Regions from separate parts of the Homo sapiens genome. Here all the other regions are linked to region 2. The links are chromatin contacts, found by Hi-C or POLR2A ChIA-PET in ENCODE. All regions are on one chromosome and are shown on one strand. Each heading gives the region's core, a stretch centred on a gene start or an enhancer-like site at or near the end of the contact. The rest is flanking DNA. Distances are from core to core; before and after follow the strand shown.

What was found. Hi-C counts contacts between places; a loop is a spot of excess contacts on that map. ChIA-PET counts read pairs that join two places held with the same protein, here RNA polymerase II (POLR2A). Pooled maps may share reads with other maps.
Region 1: a pooled map shows a loop between it and region 2 (4-fold over the local background). The contact joins the promoter of ADPRH here to the enhancer-like site in region 2. A Hi-C loop is called at or near these places in 1 of 168 maps with a recorded cell type or tissue (Right ventricle myocardium inferior) and 3 of 50 pooled maps. POLR2A ChIA-PET finds 5 or more read pairs at or near these places in 1 of 52 experiments (Panc1).
Region 3: a pooled map shows a loop between it and region 2 (5-fold over the local background). The contact joins the promoter of TMEM39A here to the enhancer-like site in region 2. A Hi-C loop is called at or near these places in 9 of 50 pooled maps.

Annotation. Positions count from the first base shown.
Region 1 is chr3:119,578,230-119,581,873 of GRCh38, forward strand. It overlaps ADPRH (ADP-ribosylarginine hydrolase), which reads left to right and starts at 1,263. Exons shown (of 5, transcript NM_001125.4): 1 at 1,263-1,622; 2 at 2,322-2,407. RefSeq lists enhancers at 867-1,368, 1,153-1,252, 2,193-2,412, 3,517-3,644 and a silencer at 1,433-1,572.
Region 2 is chr3:120,415,860-120,419,465 of GRCh38, forward strand. FSTL1 (follistatin like 1) reads right to left here. Exons shown (of 11, transcript NM_007085.5): 3 at 64-168. It overlaps LOC124900546 (a long non-coding RNA gene), which reads right to left. Exons shown (of 2, transcript XR_007096030.1): 2 at 1,378-3,606. It also overlaps the pseudogene BTNL12P. Among named protein-coding and RNA genes, the nearest start is that of MIR198, 22 kb to the left of the region's middle. RefSeq lists an enhancer at 1,243-1,412. Within about 2 kb of position 1,557, at least 11 of the 41 ENCODE cell types and tissues checked have a DNase peak (open chromatin) inside an H3K27ac peak, as active enhancers do.
Region 3 is chr3:119,462,319-119,465,751 of GRCh38, forward strand. It overlaps TMEM39A (transmembrane protein 39A), which reads right to left and starts at 1,297. Exons shown (of 9, transcript NM_018266.3): 1 at 1,018-1,297. RefSeq lists enhancers at 968-1,457, 1,488-1,547.

The DNA of each region.
Region 1 (3,644 bases), core at 13-2,512, 840 kb before region 2:
CCCTATCCCATAAGCACTCCTAAAATTCCATCTTTGGAAAGGCACATTTGAGGCCTGTTCTCCAGTCTCCTGTCTTGGCTGCCTTGTGAATACACCCTTTCTCTACTGCAAAACTTGTGCGCCTCAGTGATTGGCATACTGTGTGAAAGACAAATGAGCCTGGTTCCCTGACAGGAGCTGAGCTGTCTCTTCCTGCATGCAGCCAGCAATAAAGATTCCTCTAGGAGAGGTATGTTCTCCACGCCAGAGCGAGAAAATAGCTCTCATCACCAGAGATTTGGAACTGGAGGTGGCATTTGGACTGGAGTAAACATTCTTGCAAAGTAACCATTATCTTCCACCTGTTTTACACCCCACCCCCCATATATCTCCTAGGGGCTCCCCTAGAAATTTTTTACCACCCTAGCCGGATTTTCTTTGTCCTGTCACTTCTTCTTAAATTTATCACTCTTTTTCTAAAAAGTATAAAAGCATCTTGCTTTGGACACTTTCTTCAGGATTCAGTCTCTTAACATCCCCATGTACATGTAAAATTAATAAAATTTGTATACTTTTCTCTTGTTAATCTGCCTAGTGTCAATTTGGCTTCTAGATGCAGCTGATTAGCTCACTAAGAGCTAGAGGGTGTAGGGGGTTGGAGGTGATCTCTGCCTCCCTTATTGGTGAACTTGATTTTTGTAAACACTCAAAAGTCACTTAGGCTAGAGTTGGAGATGGAGATGGTTATTCACTGGGAAGGCCACAAGAGAATGTTTTAAAGTGATGGAAATATTTCATATCTCGATTATGGTGTAAGGACATTTCATTATATATAAATTATATATCAATTTTTTAAAAAGCTCTCAGACCAAGGCTAGTCATTACAGCAAGAAAATAGGCATAGCAAATTTAAAACTTTGGAGAAATATATAGAATATTTGCATATGGTGATTCTGATTTGCTTTAAAAGTGACATGATTAATGTATTTAGACAAAAATACTCTTCGTTTTTCTTTGCTTTTATTTACGATCAGGATACAAGAATTCTACGCTGCTGCCAAATAAATGACTAGTTAAAATTAACTAACTGAATCCTTAACAACCATTCTAAGAGGCAGATATTATTATCCCACTTTATGCGTGAGGGCCCAGAACCCTGGCAAGGGCGGCACACTCAGTACGCTCTTCAAGCATCTGGGCACACCCGGTCCACTACAGTCCTACAAAGTCGGACGTGAGCACGGGCGAAGGCGTCAGCCGGGGCCACACGGGAGTCACTGACCACAGCCAGGCGAGAGCCGGCTTTCCGGTGCCGCCACATTCCGGGCACCAGGCTCCGGGCTCTTCAGAGCATTTGGGGCGGGCGACGGAGGTCCCGTCCACTCTCGCTTGGGTGCAGAAGGGCGCGGCGGTGCCAGGAAGCCGCCTTGGAGGCTCCAAGATTAGCTCACTCAGCGCGGCCAAGCGCAGGTGCGGGGGCCCTCGCCGCCACCCTGCTTATCTGGGGACAGTCCCGGAACCCGGTGACCCGGCTCCGCCCCAACCCGCGCCCTCGTCCACCCGCAGCAGCCAAGGCCTCTTCCCCGGCCCCGGGAGCCCGCGCCACGCCCGTCGCTCGCGCGTTCCAGTCCAGGCTACAGCAGGTATCGCGATCCCGGCCCTCGGCCCCGCGCTCCCCTCCCCCGCCCCTGGCGCTCTCCGAGTGTGGCCGACCATGAGGATTCCCAGTCTTGCAAATCGTGGGAGCGTGTCAACCGCCCCGTTTCTTTCCAAAGCCGGGCATGGCCCGGAAGCAGCTGATCAGATCTTAGTTCTGAATGTATAGTTCGGGTACGAGAATGTGACCCGTGAAAGTTCAGAGGAGTTAAGTAATTACAGCGTTCTGAAAGCGAACGTTAAAGGGAATTTACAACCGAAAAAAGATGCCGGTCTTCTTCCCCCATCCCAGCTTGCAATTCACAGAAGCACACATTAGGGTGGAGCCAGAAGGAATTACGGAAAGGACAATGAGGACATTGAGAGGGAGGGTATGGGGGGTTAAAGTTAGTCCTCCGAGGCCAAGAAGCAGAGTGTCTTGGCCTAGTGTCTGAAAATCGCAGCGCAGGACGGAACTTCCGAGAGCCTATACCTCCCCACTTCCCCCTCCAGTTTACAGATGGGCAAACCGCTGTCCCGGGTGTCTGTCAGGTCTAGTAGCCCAGAATCTCAGTGCCTAGGCTTCACTGTAAATAATAAACTATGTAAATAACATTTACAAATATCCTTTGTGAGCTCAGAAACTCAGCATTACCAGTAACTGGGTAGTGGAACGCATCCATCTTCGTCGTTTACTCCTTCTCCAGGGGCTCTCCAGCCTGCATTCCATGGCCAACAGCAGTGCAGCTGCAGAAGCACTTCTGGAAGCCTCCTGACTTGAACTAGACCTTGGGTAAATAGGGTTTAGATAAGTGGAGGGGAGGGAAAAGTTTCACCTGAGGGGAGAATGAGCTAGTCTGCCAGACCCTTATAAAAGTATTGGCCTGGATGGGATGGAGGGCTTTGACCTGAAAGCCACAGGGAGAAGGGAACCCTGAGGAATTGGCTGAAAGAGGGGGGTTCTTAGGAAATGCACCAACAGGGAAGCCAGCGCTTTACCAGGGATTTCATTCATGGTGGGTATATTATTAATAGAGATTCGAATTCTCTAGAAGCTGATCATTTCTAAGAGAAACAATATTTAAACATTACTGTCGAAGGAAAGGTTGTGGGGAGAAAATGTTCTAGTTCTAAAACAGAACACCCATTTTCCCTGGTTGTATATGAATAATACAAATATGTCAAAAATCAAGCTTACTATGTGCCAAGCACTCTAAGAACTTTTTTTTTTTTTTTTTTTTTGAGACAGAGTCTTGGTCTGTCGCCCAGGCTGGAGTGCAGTGGCACAATCTCGGCTCACTGCAACCTCTGCCTCCTGGGTTCAAGCGATTCTCCTGCCTCAGCCTCCTGAGTAGCTGGGACTACAGGCATGCACCACCATACCCGGCTAATTTTTGTATTTTTAGTAGAGATGGGGTTTCACCCTGTTGGCCAGGCTGGTCTCGATCTCCTGACCTCAGATGAGCCACCCACCTCGGCCTCCCAAAGTGCTGAGATTACAGGCGTGAGCCACCGCGTCCAGCCAACTTTATGAAATTTAATTTATTTATTCCTAACAACAAATCCAGGAGGTTGTTACTTTTTAAAATCAGTGCCATTTTATAAATGTGGAGGCTGAGGCACCAAGAGGTTGCCCAAGGTAAGAAGATCTGGACTGAGGCTGAGTGGTGTGATACCAAGCATCCTGGCTTGGCTGGAATCAGATTTGGGTTCCAGTACTTCCACTCCTCTTGTTTTGTGAATTTAGCTTATCTGAGCCTTCATTTTCTTATCTGTGAAATGCATACTGTAATCCCTCCCTATTAGTGAGACAATGAATGTGCAGGTGCTTTGTGAACTACACATTGTGACACTAATAGGAAGTGTAAAGCCTTGCACTTCTAAGGCCAAATCCCAGCTAAGAAGAGCAAATGATGAGCTGGGTTTGACTTGCAGAATTTAGTGGGCTTACTACTCACCAAGAGGCAAGAGATACAGTTGTAGTTATGATGATAGACTTTGGAGTCAGATGGACCTATGTTGGGATCCCA
Region 2 (3,606 bases), core at 307-2,806:
GGCTCCGCAAGGTACCACATTGGCCTTGGCCACTGTCCTCTGGCTCCCGACATCAGGACTTACCTCAATGCAGAGACAGGTGGGTTCCCCTTTCTCTGTGACTGCACATTCCCGGCCGGCTCCACAAAACACATTGGCACAGATCTTGGATTTGCTCCTTAGCTCTTCCTAAAACATACAATCATAAAGGAAACCGTGTGACTGAGATGAACCCATTATGGAATGAGCCCATAATGAGATTATCTTTCAGGCTTGGGCTTTGCTCTGGAGTCATGGCTCATGGTCTTAAACAGCTAGATGTTGGGTCTTAAACAGCTGTTGGAGACGTTGCCTCCAACAGCTAGTGCCCTACTCCCAGATACTGCTTCAGCCCAGGTTCAGGTACTTCTGAGTCCCTAATATGTTTCTCAAAGAGCAAGAGTTCCTTTCTTGCATGCTTCCTTTCTTCTAAAAATGCTTGTTGAGCACCAATTTTATGCCAACACTACGCTGAGATGGAGATACAAAGGACAGACCCTGTCCTCAGGAAGCTCCATGACTCTCAGAGGAAACTCACAAAGAAAGAGACATTTGGAAAACAACACAGGAAGTGCAAGAACAGGATCACCAGGGAGCTGGAGGGGAGGAAGAGGGTGAGAATTTTTCAAAGGATACTTTCTGAAGATACTAGGTCTTAACTGATTCTTAAAGGGTGAGAGGAGTAAGTCAGGCAGAAATGGAAACATTGTACAGAACTATGACTATCTGAAGGACCCAAACCTGACTGAATGGTGTTCTAGGCATTATCATCTCAAAGGGCAAAAGAAGGATGGCTAAACCATTGGAAACGTGGATTCGCTATTTTTGCTATGGTCCCATTTAGCCCCTACCCATGTCTGCCACTGTCTTCAAGATTAAGAGGGCGAAGCTGCCTGAAAGTAGAACTATTCTCAAATCATTTGCTAGTCAGGCATTCCCCTGTTCAGACGTGTGCAGCAGAACTGACAAGGCAGGGAATGGTCTCAGTGTATGCCACCTGAGAATGTGGGGGTATTGACAGGCACTGATCTGTTGGTGGCTCATCCCTTCCCTCCCATTCACTGGTGGCAGAAAGCCAGCCCCACCTCATTCACCACTCAACCCAGGGGTAGTGGTGGTTGCATGAAGGAGAATGTGATTTCCCCAGCTTCTCATCCTGACTGGCTGGGCAGGCAAAATCACGAAAGACCTCCAGACTCAAGGCTACTGGGCTAGATGCTGTGACAAAACCAACAAAGACTGCAGGAGGCACGATGGGGTCATGGGGCTGGCTGGGGTAAGGCAGGGATGGAACCAGACAGTCCACCCTCCAGGCCATGTCTACCACATTATGCAGAGAACTCACACCCACAAGTCTTGTAACAGTACAATTCTTATAGTTGGTGAATGTTTTATACTCAAGATTAGGGGAAAAAAGCAAAAAGAAAGAAGAGGCTTTCGAGCTGAGGTGCTGTATCCAATACAGCTAGTCTGCTGCCACCCAGAGGCTGCTCTGCAAACTCCAGGTCATTATTTTCTGTCCCAAGCCAGCTTGCTGGTCATGCAGGGCTCCCATTGGTCTAGAAGCCGTTCTCAGCTCACATTTCATTGGTTCACATGCTGTTGATAAACCAATTCTTTTTTGAATGTTGCTAAGGCGAATTCAAGAAAGCTAGCAGGCGGGGAAGAAAGAGGAAGTAATTCCCAGAAGTCCGCGGGGATTGGAGAGCTTTTGTTTTCCTAAACAGAGAGTGGAGATAAAAATCAAGGATATTCTCCAGGCAGGGCCCTCTTGTGGAAACTGTGCCTGACAATGTAAGGCAACACGAAAAAGGAAGAGGAAAAGGTTTTTGCTGACGAGTTGTTCCCATGAGTTATGGACACACAAATGCATAAAAAAGCATGCTCAGACACATGCCTGCACTCAAAGACACCCGCACACAGCTCCACAGGCAAACACCCACAAACCTCCACTCACTAGTCTCTGTCCTTAACTAGTAATTTTCATTCTTTAAGGCTCACATGTCCTCATCTATAAAGTAGGGGTAAATGCCAACCCTGCCCTGCGGAGATTCAGTGAGATACATGTGGAAGTACCAACTGTAAAACAAGCTGCATATGAAACCTGTTATTCATGGGAATGCCTTATAGAGCTACTTGCAGAAAAGCCTGTGGCATGTATGGAACCTCCTTTTAACTTACATTGTTGTTTTTAGTAAGTATTAAAAACGGATTGAATTAAACCAAGTCATTTTTCAGGAATAGTTCTCAAAAATCCATTTGAAGAAACAGATAACTTTTGAGTTATAACAACTAATATTTGAATAGTACAATTTACAAAATGTTTTCATACACATGATTTTGTCTTATAGGGAAACCCTGCAAGAATAGGTATATTATTATTAACCCTATTCCATAGATGAGGAAATTGAAGACCAGAAAGGTCAGATAACTTGCCCAAGTTTCCAAAGCTAGAAATGAGAGGAGCTAGGATTCCAACTCGTATCTTCAACCACTGATAACTAAACTCCCATTTATAAATATCCGGCATCCTACTATTTTTATTATATGTGATTTAAGCTCTTCAATAACTCCTTAAGTTAGACATCATTACTAGCCCCATTTCACAGGTGAGAGAGCAGAGGCTTAAATAACTAGAAAGTGGCAGAGCTAGAATTCTGCCCAAAGGGAAAGCAGTTTATATTTGATTTATTTTCATATCCAGATGACGTAAGGAAATTATGATGGGGGTGTGAGTTGCATAATTAGCAAGTGTCGGGAGAATGTGCGTTAAGAGTGCGTCAGAGATTTAGGTTTAAATTACCCACATCCCACCTCTATTCCTTACTTGCTGGTCGTGGGCCAGGTGCTCTCTTTAAACCTCAGCTTCCTCGTGAAAACTGGGAGTACTGATTCTTAGAGGGTTGTTGTGAGGATTAAACGGGATGTACTGCAGGCAGCACAGTGCCTGCCACACAACTGAAAGTGGCTATTACTACAGTGGGCAATTTATTTTCAGACAACTTTCCCACTGAGATGCTGTCACTACCACCTTGGGCTGTCATGTCCCCGTTTTTCCCTGTCCTCCCTTGCACTGCAGTGATAATAGAGAACAGAAGGACTCACTGAATGGAAAAAACAAAAGGCCCGTTTGAAGAGCACACAGAGAAGGGGGGAGCCACTAGTTACACAATCATTCCTCTTTGCAGGTGACACGTCTGTCAATAGGTGGCAATCTCTCTCTGTCTTGCACAGCCCAGCACTGCAATGCAGAAGCGCAGTGTTGGCTCCTGCAGCTCCACCCAGCTCTGTCCTCGGAACAAGAAGTGGTGCAGGAGGTGGAAGAATAGGGTGGCTGCTCCAAAAACATGGGTAGGGGGATCTACCAATGTGGGGGAGGTCTCACCTGCAGCCTCATAGCCCTCCCCAGTGATCCCCATTCACAGGCATGCTTTGATGCAGAAATCAACAATGAAGAAAATTTTCTCCAGAGAGATAGGCTTTGTGCCATTGAAAGCTCTTCTCCAAGCCTCATCTTCTCTGGGAGTGGGAGTGTCAGGTGCATCCCCGAGGTGCCTAGAAAGTTGCTTAGGGTGGTGGGTAGTCTTA
Region 3 (3,433 bases), core at 47-2,546, 950 kb before region 2:
GTCAAAAGCCTAAGTTCTGATCTAAGCTCTGTTCAGCTTTAGGCAAGTGATGATTTGTGTCTTTTGTCAACTGATTTGTATCATCTGTAAGATATTATAATCAAATAGAAGTTTACAAGAAACATCACACCTTATACATTTCCAGCTCAATGTTTCACACTTAAACTACTTGAAATATAGAAGAATTGGCACTTTATAAAACATTAGGTTTTGTTATCAAGGGATATGGCTTGTGAGCTCAGATGGTCACATATTATCTGACCTTATCCGGATAAGTTAACTTCTGAGTGTGTTCTTCTGAGTGTGTTTCTTCAAGGGGGGGGGGCGGGGGGGGGGAGTGTCCCCTGTTCTGCAGAGGTTGTCAGGACTGAGGAAGTGGAATGAAAGGGTACCAGTAGTTCTTTTAACAGTTTAAAAGTAAAACTGTTCGAGTGGTATCTCTATATGTTAGGGTTAAAATATTGAAAGAAACTCTTCAAGGGGATGCCCGCTCCAGAAAAGCTGGTGTAAAATCATACAGAAATTACTGAAACTGCAAGATTAAGAAGCAAGTAAAAGATAAAGATCCTCACTGGAAAAAAAAAAAAAAGCTCTTTTCATCATTCTACGGCAAAAATCATGATTCTGTCAACATGGATACCAATGTTTCCTAAACAATACAACTAAAACCCAAGGATGACACTGGAAAAAACCCGTGTTTTCAAATGCTCCCTATTCCTAACAGCCTTCGGCTGTAAACTAACCCCAAGTCAAACAAAGCATTCAAACCGCTGGATGCAGGGGCTGCTGGTCCTTGCTCCATTAACAAGCAAAGGGAAAGAAAAGTGCAGGGAAAAAACTGGGACGGAAGAGGTGAGAGTATGCGGTGTGGTGGACTGCAGGAGACCACAAACTTCAACAGACTGGTCCCTAAGAGAAGTCGGCAGAAAGGTAGACAAAGCAGTCTCCGCCGCACACCCAAGAGGGCCGAGGCAGGTCCAGGACAGCCGGACCTTGGGGCAGCTCAGTAATACTCACGCATGGAAGAGTCCCAGCCGGTGGGGCGGGGTCCCTAGAAAGCGGCGACAACTTTACAGACTGGACCCCAGGTAAGGGAACTCCCTCCCAGCGTTGGAACGCTGCAAACCAGCTGCTTGGACGCAGGCAGCCCCCGCCTAGAGAATCAAGAAAAGGTGTCCAGGCTTCGGGCTGCCAGACTCAGACCCAGACTCCGACGCAGTTCCAGTGCCAGAGCTAAAGCTAGAGCCAGAGCCTGATACTTCAGCACCCATCCCTAGCCTCCATTACCGCGGAGCTGAGCAGACGTGGCAGCGCACGGCGATGACGTCAGCTACGCGACCGCGGTCTGCCCCAGCCGCGAGTGCGTCCCCGGAATCAGCCGGCACGACAACCCCTACCATTTGCACCTGCGCAGTGGGGCGCGCCTTCTCCTCTTAACTCGCGGTCCCGCCCCTTCCGGCCAGTGTTGGCCAAAGCATTTCCTCTTTCGGCCTCAGTCAGCTAGCGGCTGCTAGGTGCGGGCACCATGCTACTGATCCTTCTTGCTGTCTCTTGGACTCCATGTAGTAACCATGTACAAGTTATCACCGCCATTTTACAGATGAGTGTAGATTAGGAGGTGTCACCTAGGGTCACGTTACTGCTAAGTGAGGGAGCCCAAGTCATGAAGTCATGCGTCAGCATCCAACCCTGCGCTTATTGTTTGCTAAGAACTAGACAGATGCTGTGGTTACAAAGCGAATACCACAAAAGCTCAGAGTCTAGTGGAAGAGAGGCGACACTAAGAAAATACAGTAATTACCATTTGTTACAATATTAAAAGTGTGTCCAAGGTCCAGAGATAGCATGTAACACTAACGAATTCTGTGGGATGGTGGTGATGTCAATACCAAGAAAAGCTTTGCAGAGAGCTTGGGGTTTCAGCCAAGACTCCACAAAGGCATAGGGGCTTTGTGGGAGAATGGCAGTCCTCCTGGAGAAGTGGCAGATAAAAAGGTAAAGATCTGTGAGCAACGTCATCTTGAGTTCAGGAATTGACAATAGTTTGGTATTAGAAGAAGATAAGAGTGTCAAAAGGAGCATTTGTGTAATCTTTCACTCCAGAGATTTTAATCTCCTTAATAGAAAGTTGTTTGTATTGATTGAATGATTAACCTTTATTAAGAATTTTGTTGTGTCAGGCACTGGATTAGTAGCTTTACACATTTCATTTAAATCTCACATTTTGATAGCTTCTACTATGGTTATTATTTTACAGAAGAAACTGAAGTTAAGAGAAGTTAAGTAGCTTGTTGAAAATAGCCTGCCTGGCCAGGCAGGGTGGCTCATGACTGTAATTCCAACACTGGGAGGCCAAGGCAGGAGGATCACTTGAGCCCAAGAGTTTGAGACCACCCTGAGCAATATAGTGGAACCTTGTCTCTATGAAAAAAGTAAAAAAATAAATCGGGCATGGTGGCTCACACCTGTAGTCCCAGCTACTTGGGAGGCTGAGGTGGGAGGATCACTTGAGCCCTGGAGGTCAAGTTTGCAGTGAGCCGAGATTGTGCCACTGCACTCCAGCCTGGGCAACAGAGAGAGACCCTGTCTCAAAAATAATAATAATAATAATAGAAAAAAAAGAAAATAGCCTGGCTAATAAGAGCCAGAACCAGAATTTAGAGCCAGAATGACTGATATCGAAACCAGTAAAGTTGCTAATATTCCCAAATATTCCTAATGTCCTAATGTACCACAGAGCTGTCACTTAGGAATACACACAAGTCTCCAACTTAGGATGGTTTGACTCACAATTTTTCAACTTTATGATGGTGCAAAACCAACACTCATTCAGTAGAAACTGTACTTCCAGTACTCGTACAACCATTCTGGTTTTTTTTTCATTTTTAAATACAGTCATGTGTCCCATAATGATGTTTCAATGAAAGACCACATAAATGATGGTGAGCCCATGAGAGTATAATAAAACTGAAAAACTCCTATTGCCTAATGATGTAGCTGTCTTTATGTTGTAGTGCAATGTATCCTGGTGTACACAAACCTGCACTACCAGTTGTATAAAAGTATAGCACATACAATTATGTACAGTATAACATACTAAATAATGATAATAAATTACTTTGTTACTGGTTTATATATTTACTATACTATACATTTATTGTTATTTTAGATTGTACTCCTTCTACTTATTTTAAAAAAATGAAAGTTAACTGTAAAACAACCTCAGGCAGGTCTTTCAGAAGGTATTCCAGAAGAAGGCATTGTTATCCTAGGAGATGGCAGTTCCATGTGTGTTCTTGACCCTGAAGATCTTCCAGAGGGACAAGATGTGGAGGTGAAAGATGGTGATATTGATGATCCTGACCCTGCATAGGCCTGACCCAAACACACACGTGTGTGTTTGCATATTAGTTTTCAATAAAATAGTTTAAAA